Linked DNA regions of Homo sapiens: region 2 is linked to region 1. Evidence: read pairs that join two places in POLR2A ChIA-PET (ENCODE). Cell type or tissue: HepG2. All regions are shown on one strand.

Evidence for each region. ChIA-PET counts read pairs that join two places held together with the same protein. Peaks named below come from ENCODE experiments on the same cell type or tissue, not always from the same donor. Only the 100,000 strongest peaks of a DNase experiment are listed, where the experiment ranks them.
Region 2: POLR2A ChIA-PET joins it to region 1 with 10 read pairs; 2 of 35 experiments call an interaction of 5 or more read pairs at or near these places.

The regions. Positions count from the first base shown.
Region 1 is chr6:651,685-659,684 of GRCh38, forward strand. The region is part of intron 1 of EXOC2 (exocyst complex component 2); the gene reads right to left. HUS1B (HUS1 checkpoint clamp component B) reads right to left here and starts at 5,416. Exons shown (of 1, transcript NM_148959.4): 1 at 4,255-5,416. The coding sequence starts at 5,260. The coding sequence ends at 4,424. RefSeq lists an enhancer at 7,430-8,000. In HepG2, no CTCF peak of the experiment used is centred here; no DNase peak of the experiment used is centred here.
Region 2 is chr6:431,378-439,377 of GRCh38, forward strand. No RefSeq gene overlaps it. Among named protein-coding and RNA genes, the nearest start is that of IRF4, 44 kb to the left of the region's middle. RefSeq lists an enhancer at 3,366-3,595 and silencers at 3,369-3,533, 5,398-5,598. In HepG2, no CTCF peak of the experiment used is centred here; no DNase peak of the experiment used is centred here; H3K27me3 peaks cover 5,060 bases.

The sequences.
Region 1 (8,000 bases):
AAAAAATAAAAAATAAAGTCTACAGAAGTGCTCATGAGGGCAGAAGATTTTTTAAATGAACCAAAAAATGGCTTGATTAAAAATCTTCACAGGCCGGGCACAGTGGCTCACGCCTGTAACCCCAGCACTTTGGGAGGCCGAGGCGGGCAGATCATAAGGTCAGGAATTCGAGACCAGTCTGATGAACATAGTGAAACCCCACCTCTACTAAAAATACAAAAACTAGCCGGGTGCGGTGGTGCGCGCCTGTAATCCCAGCTACTCAGGAGACTGAGGCAGGAGAATCGCTTGAACCCGGGAGGCGAAGGTTGCAGTGAGCCAAGATTACGCCACTGCACTCCAGCCTGGGCGACAGAGTGAGATTCCATCTCAAAAAAAAAAAAAAAACTTCACAAACAGCTCTGAAAATACTCACCAAACAAAATAATTCACATATTTTTGTACGTAACTCAGAAGATATGAAGTAAATAGTTTCAAAGAGCATACACTATACCTCCAAAGTGGTTATTAATAATTTTTAAAGACTACTTCAGAAATACTTTTGAAAACAACTGTTTAAACTTCCCATGTTATAACTTTAATAGCATTAAATCAGAATCTAGCCCAACGGAAACACATCTTAGTAAGCCAGAGGGTTCAAGCGACTCGCCTGGGTCCAATGTTTGTGTGTTCTTTCCACACTACCACAGGTGGAATTTAGAAATCACCAAAACAAAATAAATTAACAAGTTTAAGTGTTTTATCACCAAATCTAGTAGGAAACTCTTCATTACTGATAAAAATGTAGTCATGGGAATTTACTATGTAAACATAAAGGTTGCCAAGTTAATGGCTTATCTTACTGCATAAGCCACCAAAAAAACTAAACTAAAATTTAATATAAAAGAATATAAGCTACTCCTCTCCCTGAGACTGTTCATCACTATACCATCCTTTTATAACCTCTCTTCGTTTTTCTCAAAACAATGAAACATTAAGAATTATTTTCTAAGTAAAGTACTGGAATACTGGCGGGGCTGGGGGTGGGGAAGGGAAGAGGATGAATGGAAACCTGATTTATCCAAAAATTACCCTTAAAGCAACATTTTGGTTAACATGAACTTGACTACAGTTTACCTCCTTTTATTGTGCTTCACTTTACTGTACTACTCAGATACTGCACTTTTTACAAATTGAAGGTTTGTGACAACCCTGCATCAAGCAAGCCTATCAGTGCCATTCTTCTAAAAGCATGTGCTCACTCCATGTCTCTGTGTCACATTTTGGTAATTCTTGCATTATCTCAAACTTATTCATTATCATTACATCTGTCATGGTGATCTGTGATGAGTGTTCTTTGATGATACTATTGTAACTGTTCCGGGGCACCACAAACCATGCTCATATGAGACAGGGAACTTAATTGATAAATGTGTGTGTGACTGTTCCACCAACCAGCATTCTCTCTCCCTCTCCTCAAGCCTCCCTATTCCCTGAGATGCGACAATATTGAAAGTAGGCCAATTCATAATCCTACAACGGCCTCTAAGTGCTCAAGTGAAAGCAAGAGTTTCAAGTCTCTCACTGTAAATCAAAAGCTAGAAATAATTAAGCTTAGTAAGGAAGCCATGTCTAATGACCTGACAGTCTAAAGCCAGGCCTTCTTGTGGCAAACAATTGGCCAAGCTGTGAATGCAAAGGAAAAATTATTGATGGAAATTAAAATTGCTACTCTAGTGAACACACGAATGATAACAAACTAAAACAGCTTTATTGCTGATATGGAGAAAGTGTGAGTGATCTAGATTGAAGATAAACCAGCCACAACATTCCCTTAAGCCAAAACCTAACCCAGTGTAAAGCCCTAACTCTCTTCAATGCTATGAAGGCTTAGAGAAGTGAGGAAGCTGCAGAAGAAAAGGCTGTAGTTAGAGGATGGTTCATAAGGTTTACGGAAAGAAGCTATTTCCAGAACATAAAAATGCAAGGTGATGCAATGAGTACTTATGCAGAAGCTGCAGCAAGTTATCCAGAAGATCTAGCTATTATAAGATCACTGATGAAGGTGGCTACACTCAACGACACATTTTCATTGAAGACAAATAGCCTTCAATTGGAAGAAGATGCCATCTAGGACTTTCATAGCTAGAGAGGAGAAGTCAATACCTGGCTTCAAAGCTTCAAGGACAGGTTGACTCTGTTGTTAGGGGCTAATGTAGCTGGTAATTTTCAGTTGAAGCCAATGCTCACTTACCATTCTGAAAATCCTAGGGCCCTTAAGAATTATGATAAATCTACTCTGCCTGTGTTCTATCAATAGAACAACAGAGCCTACATGACAGCACATCTGTTTACAGCATCTGGTTTAGTGAATAATTTAAGCCCACTGTTGAAACCTAATCCTCAGAAAAAAAGATTTCTTTCAGAATATCACTGTTCATTAACAATGCACCTGGTCACTCAAGAGTTCTGGTGAAGATACAAAAGGAGATGAATGTTTTCATGACTGCTAACACAATATCCATTCCGCAGTTCATGGATCAAGGAGTAATTTCATCTTGCAAGTCTTATTATTTCAGAAATAAATTTTGTACGTTTATAGCTGCCATGGATACTGATTCTCTAATGGATCTTGGCAAAGTGAATGGAAAACTTTCTGGAAAGGATTCATCATTCTAGATGGCATTAAGAACACTGATGATTCATGGGAAGAGGTAAAAATATCAACATTAACAGGAATAAAAAAGAAGTTGATTCCAACCAGCACGGATGACTTTAAGGAGTTCAAGACTTTGGTGGAGGATGTCACCGCAAGTATGGTGGAAGTAGCAGGAGAACTAAAATTAGAAGTAGAGGCTGGGCATGGTGGCTCATGCCTGTAATCCCAGCACTATGGAAGGCTAAGGCGGGAGGATTGCTTGAGGACAGAAGTTCAAAACCAGCCTGGTCAACATAGTGAGACTCCCTCTCTACAAAAGAAAAATTAAAAAGTTAGCTGGGCATGGTGGCATGAGCCTGTAGTCCCAGCTACAGGGGAGGCTGTGGCAGGAGGATCGTTTGAGCTCAGAAGTTTGAAGCTGCAGTGAGCCATGATTGTACCACTGCATTCCAGTCTGGGTGACAGAGTAAGACCCTGTCTCAAAAAAAAAAAAAAAAAAAAAAAAAAAAAAAAAAGTAGAGCCTTAAGGAATTGCTACACTCTTAAGATAAAACAAACAGATGAAGAGTTGCTTCTTATACATAAGCAAAGAAAGTGACTTTTTTGAGATAGAATCTACTCCTGGATGGAATCACAGCATCCTGAAGATGCTGTGAAAACTGTTGAAACAACAACAAAAGATTTAGTACAGTGTATAAACTTGGTTGATAAACCAGTGGCAGGGTCTGAGAGGACTGTTTTGAAAGAAGTTCTACTGTGGATAAAATACCCAAAGCATCCCATGCTAAAGAGAAATCTTTCATGAAAGTCAATCGATCCAGCAAGTTAACTACTTTATTTTAAGAAATTGCCACAGCTACCTGAGCCTTCAACAACCACCACTGGAATCAGTCAGCAGCTATCAAGAGGGAGGTAAAGACCTCCCACCAGCAAAAAGATTATGACTTGCTGAGGGCTCAGATGAGCAGCAGCATTTTTTACCAATGAAGTATTTTAAAATTAAGATGTGTACATTTTTTAGACATAGTACTATTGTACTCTCAACAGACTACAGTATAATGCAAACATAACTTTTATATGTACTGAAAATCCAAAAAACTCATCTGTCTTTATTGCAATATTTGCTTTTTGCAGTGGTCTGGAACCAAACTTGGAGTATCTCTGAGACATGCCTATATTTCCTTGATTTCTAATGTGAATATGATACATGTGAAAAATGAACCTAATAAGCAATTCAAACTATGTAGATAATAAATCTAAAAACCATGTACACTGATATATTCTTTGACATATCCTATACAGAACACGGCTTAACAAAGAATATGTAATGCACACACATGCTAAATACCTTTTATCTTGCAGATATATTTAGCTCTCTACATAAGAAATGCCCTCGGAAAACATTCATACATATTTTAAAAGGAGAACTTTCCCGCTTTACACAGCAGCATTTTATAATAAAATACTGATGCAATTGTTTCAGGATTCAAAAATACTTATTTCATTACAACCCTGTTTTTCCCCCCCGAAAAAAAGAGTTGAAGAATAACTTTGATAGAATCTTAAGCAGGAAAAAAACCTGACAAACCCAATAAACAAAACATGAACTACCCAACTGTTTTACCAATGCTTTAATATAAATTTTGCAAAGGAGGAAGGGCTCAACAAAATATACGCCCTGCATAAGTCAGTGAAGGTCCAAATTTTCAACCCAATTAACTCAGGGTCTGTTTTAGTTTTGAAAAGATCAAAACCTTAAAAAAAAAATCTAAGCTGGCTGAATTTTTACAAGGCAGGAATGAAATACTGAAGAGAGACATCTTCTTGAACCAAAACAAGCTGAAGAAGAGTATTGTCCCAAATATTGCACAGGGCCGTCGTAGGATGTATTTGCTGTCCCTCCAAAAACTGCAGAAGCTTCCGATTGTCCACCCGCACTTGCACCATGCTCTCCAGGTCTCTGTTTTCAGGCACACCCACAGCCGACTGGGGAGGGTTTCCAAGATTTTTAAAATAACTTTGAATGGACACCACCTCCGTCTCTATACTCAGGGTCATCCTGCCACTGAGGTTTGCTTCCACCAGCACGTGACTGCCCACGTTCGCCATCCTCTCCACGATGCTCCTCAGCGTCCTCCAGCGCGGCAGGCGGATGCTCGCGTCGGAGGCGCGCAGGCTGGGCGGCAGGCAGTCCCGCCACACTCTCCTGGGAAGCACCCGCACGGGCAGATCGTGCACCACGCTGCGAGCGCGGCCCAGGGACGAGACCAGCTCCACCGCCACCGTGAGGGAGGGGCGGCGCTTGTGGGTCAGCTGCAGCTTCAGGGAGGACGCGCCCGCTGCGCTTCTCGCCGCCCGGGACAGGTGCTCCGCCGTCAGCTCCAGGTGGATCTCATCGAGATCTTCCGAGACACCTTCCATGCGAAACTGCTGGAAGGCCCCCTGCCGCACCTCGCACCACAGCCTGGCCTCGTGGAGGCCGCCGGAACCCGCGGGGCCGAAGCACAGGCTGTCAGGGCGCACGCGGAGCACGCAGACCTTCGCTAGCCTCGCGACGGTGCCGCTGACGTGAATGAACAGCTCTAGACAGCCTTTGCCGGTGATCTTGGCGCGAAACTTCATGATGCCACAGGGAAGGCAGCTGGGGGCCTCTGAGGGGGATTCCGCGTGCCACAAGCCCTTCCGGTCCGCTGGGGTCCGTGGCGCTGCCCTCCCCGCCCTCCCTCCGGCCCCCCAGCTAGGCAGGCACTCGGGTTCCCGGTTGCGGTTGCGGGTTCTGTTGTGGGTTCCGCAGCCCTAGGCCTGGAGCCACGGAAGGGCCTCCCAACGCCCGTTCTCACCTTCCCTCCAGCCCTCTCACAAAATGCTTCCGTTTCCACTCCGGTTATAAGAAGAGTAGGCATTCCACTGCTGAAACTTCTTAGTATTCTAAACACAATGAAGACAAAATCATCACTCAGATAAAGAACCACTTTTAATCTCTTTGGTATATACACTGATTCCATCTTCATCAATCGGCATATAAGAAGATATAGTTCCACGTGTCTTATGAAATCATAGCATACCAGGCATACATTTTACAACCTCATCTTCACACTTAAATATGTAACAGGCACCTTTCCATGCTGGTGAAACAAATCTACACCATCTTCATGGCTGCTCACTTTTCCAGTGTATGGAGTTATAACACAAATGACATTTGGATGATTTCCAATTTTTTGCTATTATGAACACAATGAATATTTTTGTACAAAATAGTTTTGCCCATTTACCCAACTATTTCCTTGCATTAAATTCAGAAGTGAAGTGCTGGTCAATGAATGCACTTTTAAAATCCTAATAAATATTCTCAGACTGGCCTGCAGAAAGCTACATGAACACTCTAGCCCACCAGCAACACTGGGTAGTAGCAATCTGTTTTACCTGTAGCACTCTGGCAGGCAAAAAAAAAAAAAAAAAATTCAACTTGCACTGTGTGTGAATTCCATCTTATGCCCTTTGCATCTTTTTACTGAGTTTATTTTTCTTGATTTTAAGATATCTAGCAAGAACATTAACCCTCTGTCCATTACATGTACTGTAAATATCTTCCCCAGTTTATCATGTGACTTTTCACACTGTTTTTGGTATTCTTTGCCCTTGGGAAATACTGAGTATTTTCATGTCAAACCTATTGACCTTTTCTCTACTACTTCTAGGGTCATGCTTTCAAAGTCCTGTTTCTGGTACTTTAATGTTATCTGTTTTTATGACTTAGTTGTTTGACTCAGTTGAAATCTTTTTTGGAGTACCGAATGCCTAGCTGATACACATAATTCACTAAACAATCCACTTCTCCACTAACCTGAAATGTCAATTTTGTTTTAGACAAAAATTCTCATTTTTGCTTGAATGTTTCCTGGCCCTCTCTATATTTTCTCCCACTGCCCTATCTTGAACCTGTACCAGTGATTTAATTTCTGTATTATATTTCAATATCGAATAGGACAATCTTTCAGAACTTCTCTCATTCTCTCACAGATACTGCTCCAGATGAATTCTAAAATATTTTGTCAGAGTCTAAAAATAATCTTCCTGGAATTCTGATGGGAATTATCACCAGCCTGATATAGTACATACTTAGACTTCTTTGTTTGCCGTCTAGCTCTAACCACAATGATGTAAGTTAGAGGAGTTCTTATCTGTTCCATACACTGCTGTACACCCAGCATTTAGAACAGTATTTGCCATGCAACTGGTGTTCAACACAAATTTTTAAATGAATGTATGAAATGTATAAATTTCAAGATAATTTCAGGATATTTAAAATATATATATATATTTTATATATATATATATATATATTTTTTTTTTTTTTAGACGAAGTCTTGCTTTTGTCGCCCAGGCTAGAGTGCAATGGCGTGATCTCGGCTCACTGCGACCTCTACCTCTCAGGTTCAAGCGATTCTCTTGCCTCAGCCTCCCGAGTAGCTGGGATTACAGGCGCCTGCCACCATGCCCAGCTAATTTTTGTATTTTTAGTAAAGACGAGGTTTCACCATGTTGGCCAGGCTGGTCTCGAACTCCTGATCTCAGGTAATCTGCCCACCTTGGCCTCTCAAAGTGCTGGGATTATAGGCGTGAGCCACTGCGCCCAGCCAAGATATTTAAAATATTTACATTAAATCCTCCCACTTATTCAAACCATTTTTTATGACTGTCAATGAATTATTCAGTTCTGTTCTTAGGGAGTTCACATAATATACAGTATCTTGAAGTCAGTCAAGTCACTGAGCTCTCCTGAAATCATTTTTCAATTGACCTTTTATGTCTCTAATGTAGAAAATCTTACTATCTTCATGTACTGTAATTATGGCTTTTACTCTTCAAAGTTTATGTCATTTATTTAACTGACATTGCGTTTGCTGTAATTTTCAAAACACTGCTGAATAACAGTGGTGCCAGAAAGCATCTTTGTCTTATTTGTAACTAATGACGAATCCTCTAGAGCAGTGTTTCCCAAACTGTCATTAGCGCCCCCAAGAGTCTTTTTAGGTGTTTTCCCTAACTGCCCTCCATGGAATTTTAGATCACAGGTCCAGACAGAGCAGCATGCGAAGGCTCGCATTGTGAATTTTAGCCCCAGATAGACTGCAAGAACAAACCAGCAATCTCAGACCCTCTGAAGGAAGTAAACTGCTCTTGCAGGACCTGGGAGACACTCCAAATACTGTGAGTGCCCCAACTGTGGAAGTGGGAAAAGGAGCCCTTCCTCTCCCGAACACACACTCCCACTGGAGAAGCTGAAGGTCTGTTTGCGGGAGAAGTTTCCGACTTTACCTGGAGCTGAGTCAATCTGGAGGGGTGAGCGAAACACAGGGGT
Region 2 (8,000 bases), 220 kb before region 1:
TTACCATCAGTCAACTGGAGGAAGCAGACACACAGTCTAACTGCTAGACTAACAGGCAGGATGAAACAGGTCCAATAACAGTGGGAAAAATGAGAAGGCAGAGGATAAAGAAGGAAATCAGCCCGGGAAGAAAAGTATATGGAAGAGGTGAAGAAAGAAAGGGGGGACTGAGGCGAATGGGGTGAAAGGCAGTGGTGGGTGTCACACTCCCGCTCTGCCACGTTTTGTTATTACTGCTTCCTGTGCACTGAGTATCTGTCGATGTACTCCTGGGCATGTCTCTGAGGACTGGGGATGCCCCTGGAGCCATGTGGTCTTGTGAAAGTAAGACATTGAGTTAAGCTTTCTAGCTCTGCTGGGACAACATTAGACCAAGAAATGGGTCTCTGCTCCGGTAGACGCATCACCACCATCTGAAACAGCTTTAAAACATGCTCTGCTCCCATAGAGAGAGAATGTCGTTGGCCCGCCAGCACGAGGGCTCCGGCAGGTTTGTTTCCCAGTGGTAGGAGACCCTTAGTTCATTCATGCCACCTCTTTTCCTAGATACTCATGGAAATATGTGCTTTGAGGATGGCTGACACCTGCTTGGTATCCACTGGTTTCAATGCCATGGCATTGGCCTTCTTACCCCTTTCACTAGACAAATAAGCTAAACTAGCCTCAGACCCACGCAGAGCTGCCACCTCTGTTCATTTCCCTGTGAGTCATCCTTAATGAGCTACAAAAACGCATGACCCAGGCAGCCATGCAGAAGCCAACACTAGAAATGCATGTCCTTCCCGCAGGGTGGTGCGGTGGGGGAAAGGAGAGTTCCGAATAAGCGCCTGCCTTTAACTTCCTGAAGTCAGGGTCAAATCCAGCAGCCACCTCAAACCACACCTTCACAGGAACAGTCATAGCTTTGCAAAGAACTGAGAAGAGACAGTTGTATGTGACCACATCCAGCAGAGGTTACACTCACATCCCAACCAACCCTGTAAAAAGACCACAGGAGAAAAGTCAGAGCGCCACACAACAGAACCAATGCAGCCTTGGCCAACTCATGGAGCATATCAGGAGATGTGGGCTTGGAGAGCCACATCTTTTTTCAATGTATATATAATTTCAACTTTTGCTTTAGAGCCAGGGGGTGCATGTGCAGGTTTGTTACATGGGTATATTGCCTGATGCTGAGGTTTGGGATACGTTGGATCCCATCACCCAGGTACTGAACATTTCACCCAATAAGTAGTTTTCAACCCTTACCCCACTCTCTCCCCGACCTAGTAGCCCCCAGTGTCTACTACTGCCAAAACAGTCAGATGTTGAAGATGGGTAGGAATCTCCATTTCCATTGTGCTTTTCCAGAAATATTCTATGTTCATGCTGCCTCTCAAGCTATATTGTTTGTGGTGACCGACATAAGTAACAAATAATCAAGAGCATCCATGGGAATGCTGCACACCAACAGCCAGACAAAGACTCCCTCCTCCAGACATCAGTGGTGAGTGGGCGGAGGAGAACCTGTTACATCTGCATGTTTGAATATTTCGTGAGCAAATAAACCTCCACCTAGGAAGATATGTGGATGGCAGATAGGCGCATGGAAGGCTGTTAAATGTCATTCATCATTTCAGAAATTCAAATTCAGTTACAAGGGGCTCTGCAGTCCTATTAGAATGGCTAAAACGGGAATGAAAACATCTGGCAATACCCAGTGTTGAAGAGGACACGGAACAACCAAAACTCTCATACGCGTTGCTGGCGAAAGTGAAAAATGGTAAACCAGTTTGGGAAACAGTTTGGTGGTTTCTTATTCAGTTAAACATATGCTTACCATCTGACCAAAAGATTCTGCTACTAGGCATCCCTTAACCAAGAAAGATGAAATCTTATCTTCACATAAGCATGAATTAATTTTCAATGCATTTAAGTGGAAGAAGCCAGACCCAACAAACTACCTACTGTAGGTTTCACTTATACGACATTCTGGAAAAGGCAAAAAATAGTAAGAACAGAGGAGAGATCAGGGAATACCAGGGGCTGAGGGTGGGAGGAGTCTGCCCCAGGGCAGCATGAGGAGGGACCCAACTGTTCAGCGCCATGCTTATGGTAGTGCTTATGGTAGTGCTTACCCAATTTGATGCACTGCACACCAGAAAGAGTGAATTTGGCCAGGTGCGGTAGCTCACGCCTGTAATCCCAGCACTTTGGGAGGCCAAGGTGGGCAGATCACCTGAGGTCGGGAGTTTGAGACCAGCCTAGCCAACCTGGTGAGACCCTGTCTCTACTAAAAAAAAAAAAAAAATACAAAACTTAGCCAGGCATGGTGGTACATGCCTATAGTCCCAGCTACTCAGAAGGCTGAGGCATGAGAATCGCTTGAACCCAAGAGGTGGAGGCTGCAGTGAGCTGAGATCACACCCCTGCACTCCAGCCTGGGCAGCAGAGCAAGACCGTTTGAAAAAATAAATAAATAAATAAAAAATAAATTTTACTGCACCTTTCTTTTTAAAAACAAAAAAAATAAAAACCCTACGTCAAAAGTAGGCATTTTAGTAGCTTCGGATCTGAGAAAAGTTGTTTTCCCACTGAGGAATGCCATAGTATTCTGTTTTTCAAGTACATAACGTTCCTAGAAGAGCCAAAATTAAACTTAAAAAAGAAAAACAAAAGAAAAAAAGAAGCTGATGTAATTGACAACTTTTATAGTCTCCTCGTTTCATTCAGGTCAGTAAAGGATCAGCAAAGAGAAGCAAACATTCAGCATGCCATGGCTGGGACCCTAAGCACCACACAGGCCAGGCTAGAAAGTGCCTCCTAGACCCAGCATGCTTTTGCTCACAGATGCGTAAGCTAAGGGCGTGTGAGCCGCAAAGTCGGGCCTGGGCTTCAGCCCTGCTACTGCGACTCTGCCGGGACAAAGGGAGGCACTGATCCCCACAGGCCATCCCAGACACTGATACATTTTTGACTTGCCAGCATCTTCGCTACCTTCTCTTTCATTTTCCTATAATCCCGTTTCCTTTCACAGCATGTTCCCTAGGTGAGGAACAGCAAGTACCTGTAGGTCTGGAACGAGGGCCCAGGGCCACGAAAACCAGCCATGGGATGGAACAGGAGGGAGAGAGGAGGGGATGGACATGGCTTCTGTGTCTGGGACCACACGCTTCATGTTTTTTCTTCCCTTGGCATTTCTGTCTTGGCACAAGGGAAGTTTCAAAACAGCAGGAGCGAAGTGTTTTCCAGCTATGGCCAGGCACCCCCAGCACTGAACACAAGAATGCTAAACAAAGTCCTATGGTCATTTTCCTTAGGCCCTCCCGCCCCCAGGCTTTCTCAGAGATTGTGGAACAATGGAGCCCATGATTTTAGGATGCAGCTCAGTCCCTGGAGGCACACAGGCATCCTCCCTCCACCTGTGTGTCCAGAATTGGCGGGTTCCTGGTTATCACTGACTTCTAGAACGAAACCACAAACCCTCGCGAGGAGTGTCACAGTTCTTAAAAGTGATGTTCCTGTTTCCAGTTTCTTTCTTCTGGTGAGTTCAGTTTCGCCGGCTCAAGAATGAAGCTTCAGACCTTCACAGTGAGCGTTACAGCTCTTAAGGCAGTGCCTCTGGTGGGTTTGTGATCTTACTGACTTCAGGAATGAAGCTGCAGACCTTTGTGGTGAGTGTTACAGCTCATAAAAGCAGTAGGGACCCAAACACTCAGCAGCAGCAAAACTTATTGCAAAGAAAGAAAGCACAAACTTCCTACTATGTGGAACCAACCCCGAGTGAGTTACCACTTTTGGTTCCTGCAGCCTGCTTTTATTCCCTTACCTGGCTCTCTCTCCCTGCTCCTCCCCCGCCATATCCTGCTGATTGGTCCATTTTACAGAGAGCTGATTGGCCCATTTTGACAGGGTGCTGATTGATGCGTTTACAATCCCTGAGCTAGAAACAAAAGTTCTCCAGGTCCCCACTAGATTAGCTAGATACAGCATGCCGATTGGTGTATTTATAAACCCTGAGCTAGACACAGAGTGCTGATTGGTGCATTTACAAACCTTGAGCTAGATACAGAGTGCCGATTGGTATATTCACAATCCGTTAGCTAGACATAAAGGTTCTCTAAGTCCCCACTAGACTCAGGAGCCCAGCTGGTTTCACCCACTGGATCCTTCAGAGAGGCCGTAGGTGGAGCTGCCTGCCAGTTCCGTGCTGTGCGCCCGCGCTCCTTAGCCCTTGGGCGGTCGATGGGACTGGCGCCCTGGAGCAGGGAGCGGGGCTCCTCCGGGAGGCTCGGGCTGTGCAGGAGCCCACCGCTGGGATTGGGGAGAGGCTCAGGCATGACTGGTTGCAGGTCCCGAGCCCTACCCTGCGGAGAGGCTGCTAAGGTCCGGCGAGAAATCGAGTACAGCAGCTGCTGGCCCAGGTGCTAAGCCCGTCACTGCCCGGGACTTGCGGGCCAACTGGCCACTCCGAGTGCGGGGCCCCCCGAGCCCACGCCCACCCGGAACTCGCGCTGGCCCGCAAGCGCCGCGCACAGTCCGGGTTCCCGCCTGCGCCTCTCCTTCCACACCTCCCCGCGCAAGCTGAGGGAGCCGGCTCTGGCCTTGGCCAGCCCAGAAAGGGGCTCCCACAGTGCAGCGGCGAGCCGAAGGGCTCCTCAAGCACAGCCAGAGTGGCCACCAAGGCTGAGGAGGCGCCGAGAGCGAGCGAGGGCTGTGAAGGCTGCCAGCACGGTGTCACTTCTCACCTGGGCCTGGAGCGGCATCTTACTCATTCTGTATTCTCAGGCACCAACAAATAGCTTGGGATGTCACGGATGACTCAGCTAGATGTGCTTAAAAATTAAATGCACGGTAACGGGGCTAGGACTGCCACCCCTGGCTCCACTTCTCAAAGGAAGGGAGCAAGAATTCTATCAGAGATACAAGGTGGCATTTTGGGGGACAGAGGTTAACTCAGGTGGACTATTTTCACTGAGCATTTGGATGACATACACTTGGGATAAACATTTTACCATTCCAATGAGAAGAACCCTAACTGCAGAGCTGGGAAGTAGTACAGGGAAGGAGCTCAGTACCCTGCGGCCCAGCAGGAATATGCCGGGCACTGTGTGTGCATGCTCCATCCATTCTTTACAAAGCGGCCTTGCGGTGCCTGAGACCCCTATGGGCAAGCTGAGCAGTGGAGGAAGACACAAGAAGAGGCAGCAGCCCACGAAGGGCAGCAGGAGGGCCACCGTGAGGGACGGAGCGCTGTGACTCATCTCTCCACCGACGCCCAGTTTTCATCTCTGCGGGCTTGATCAACTCAGCTTTCACGGGGAAAACGCCCAGGTCAAACACAGTTCTTCAGTTATTAGAAACACTGTGGTTTCCCCCAGTTCCCTGGTCTGAGCCACCGGCATGAACTGAACACAAGGCAATCCGCCAGCAAGCTGGTCTCATTTGTTTTTGATTAGGATGTGTTGGAATGGGAAAGAAATGTTTCTTTATCAGTTGAGGTATTAATAGACCGACGGAGGCCTACAGAGCTGCAGAGGCAGGATTTCGAGTCCAGGGGCTCCTCTGAGGCGTTGGCAGGGGCAGCGCATCAGCAGCCGTGACACTGCCCTCGCCGTGTGGCATCCTCTTGAGTTCCGTCCTTCAGCGCAGTTCCCTCCCAGGACAGGCCAAGCCTCATCTCATTCATGAGCTGGGAAGCTCCCATGGAAAGTCCACATCCTTTGGCCTCCGTGCCCAGCTCCAGGCCCAGGAGACGCCTGCTGCGCCAGCTGTGCTGCTATCTGGGCACGCATTGTGTGGTGGTCACAGATCTAAGTTTCTGTTTCTGGGATTCACAGGCAAACAGTCGCATCCATTTGCCACCACATACAAGTGCTGAACCAAACAACGCCTGCTGACTGGACTCTGAGTAATATCTGGCTGTTTCCCTAAATCAATTTCACTGGAAACAACTGTGAATGTTCAAGAGAATGTGTTTCATTCTGCTCTGGAATGAGTCCAGGAGAGAGCACCAGGGGTCTCAGCTAGGTGCAGGGAATAGAAAGATGAAGGAAGCACCAACATCAATTTTTTTATGTACACATAATATAAAAATGCACCATTTTAACCATTTTTACGTGCAGAGGTCGGTGGCACCAAGCACCTTTTCATGGTTGTGCAACCATCACCATCATCCTTCTCTAGGACGTTTTCATCTTCCCAAACTGAAGCTCTGTCTCCATTAAATACCAATTCCCCATTCCTCTTCCACCAGCCCCTGGCAGACACCATTCTGCTCTGTCTCTACGAATTGACTGCTGTAGGAGCCTCACAGAAGTGGAATCACACAGTGTTTTTTCCTTTTATGACCTGTTTATTCCATTTAGCAAATATCCTCAAGGTTCATGCATGTTGTAGCATGTGTTAGAATCCCCTTTTTTTTGCCATCTGAGTAACATTCCATCATATCATATCATTCCACATTTTGCTGGTCCATTCTTCTTTTGATGGACACTTGGGTTGCTTTCTTTTGACTCTTGTGAATAATGCCACGATGAACATGGGTGTGCAAATATGTAATGCTGCGATGAACATGGGTGTGCAAATGTCTCAAGGCCCTGCTTTCACTTCTTTTAGAATTCTACCCAGAAGTGGAGTTGCTGGACCAGGTAGTAATTCCGTGTCACTTTTGAAGACCACCATATTATTTTCTGCAGCAGCAGCTGACTTGACTTTTTTTAATGGAGACAGGAGACAGTTAACATGATGTTAACTGAACAGATCCCATGCCCAGCACAGGTATGTGCAACGGTGGCAGAGCCAGGACGGGAACTGGACTTCAGGCCTCACCAGGGCAGGCTTCTCCAGAGCTGCATCCTTAGCCAAATGCTGAAGGAGGCTGTATTTGCAGGGTGCACTGGTGAAAACAGGTGCTTGGCAGAAGCACCCAGCAGTGTGCACAGGGAGGGGCCCCTGCACTTGTGTCCCAGAAGCCCCCAGTCCTTGATAGTAAAGGCAGAGAAAACACCATTCTATGAAAGCTGCCACAATTTGAACCTGTTAAGCGTGAGAGAAGTCAGTCTTCTTTTAGGACAGAGTGGATTCTTTTTTCTTTTTGGCAAGTAGAGTAGATCTAGGAAAACTGGCTGAAGGGACACTGAGTTTTAGAAATGCAAAACAAAGGAGCTCAGCCTCCATGACTTCTGACTGCCACCAGGGCAGTAATCGCTGGAACACATACATGGCTGTCGTTTACTGGCTGGCATTAACTTACTGATTCATAAAAGAACTCCATGAGGGAAGTACTACGATCATCCCATTTTACAGACGTGGAACAGAGAGGTCAAATAAGTTACCCGTGGTCACCCAGCTTATAAGAGGGACGAGTTCCGCTCCAGATAGCCTGACTGCGCTTGATCTCATCTCTGCAGGGTGAAGAGTGCTGAAGAAGCAGACACCTGCCCTCTGTGGCTGGGGATACAAATAATAATAAACAAATGAGCATAAACATATAGGACGTACCACAGGGGGTGGCAGACTTTTTCTCTGAAGGGGTCAGCATGGCTCCATTGAGACTTTCTTTAGAGACACTGAGGTTTCCCTGGTGAGACGGCTGTCAGACGGGGCCGGTGGGCTGATTCCAGGCCTCATGCCTTCCCTTCTTGGCTTTGTGCTCATCTCTCTCTGATATCATTTCAGGAGTCTGCAAACGACGGACTGTGGTTCAAACCCAGCTCACTGCACATAATTTTTTTTCAGCCATTAACAACATGTGAAAAGTATTCTTACCTCCCAGGTATTTGATCTCATCATACATTTTTCATTGTCAGCAGCAGACCAAGAATTGCTCTGATGCCTTATAGGAACTTGTCTGTTCAAAGTGTACATGAAATAACTTTCAAATCATGCACTGACAGAAAGAATAGCATAATGGCCATGTATACTCATCACCAGCCCCAGCCTCATCTCATCTGTGACCTGCCCTTTGCCCCTCCCCTAGAATTATTTTGGAATAAATCCCAGACATTGTGCCAAGAAAC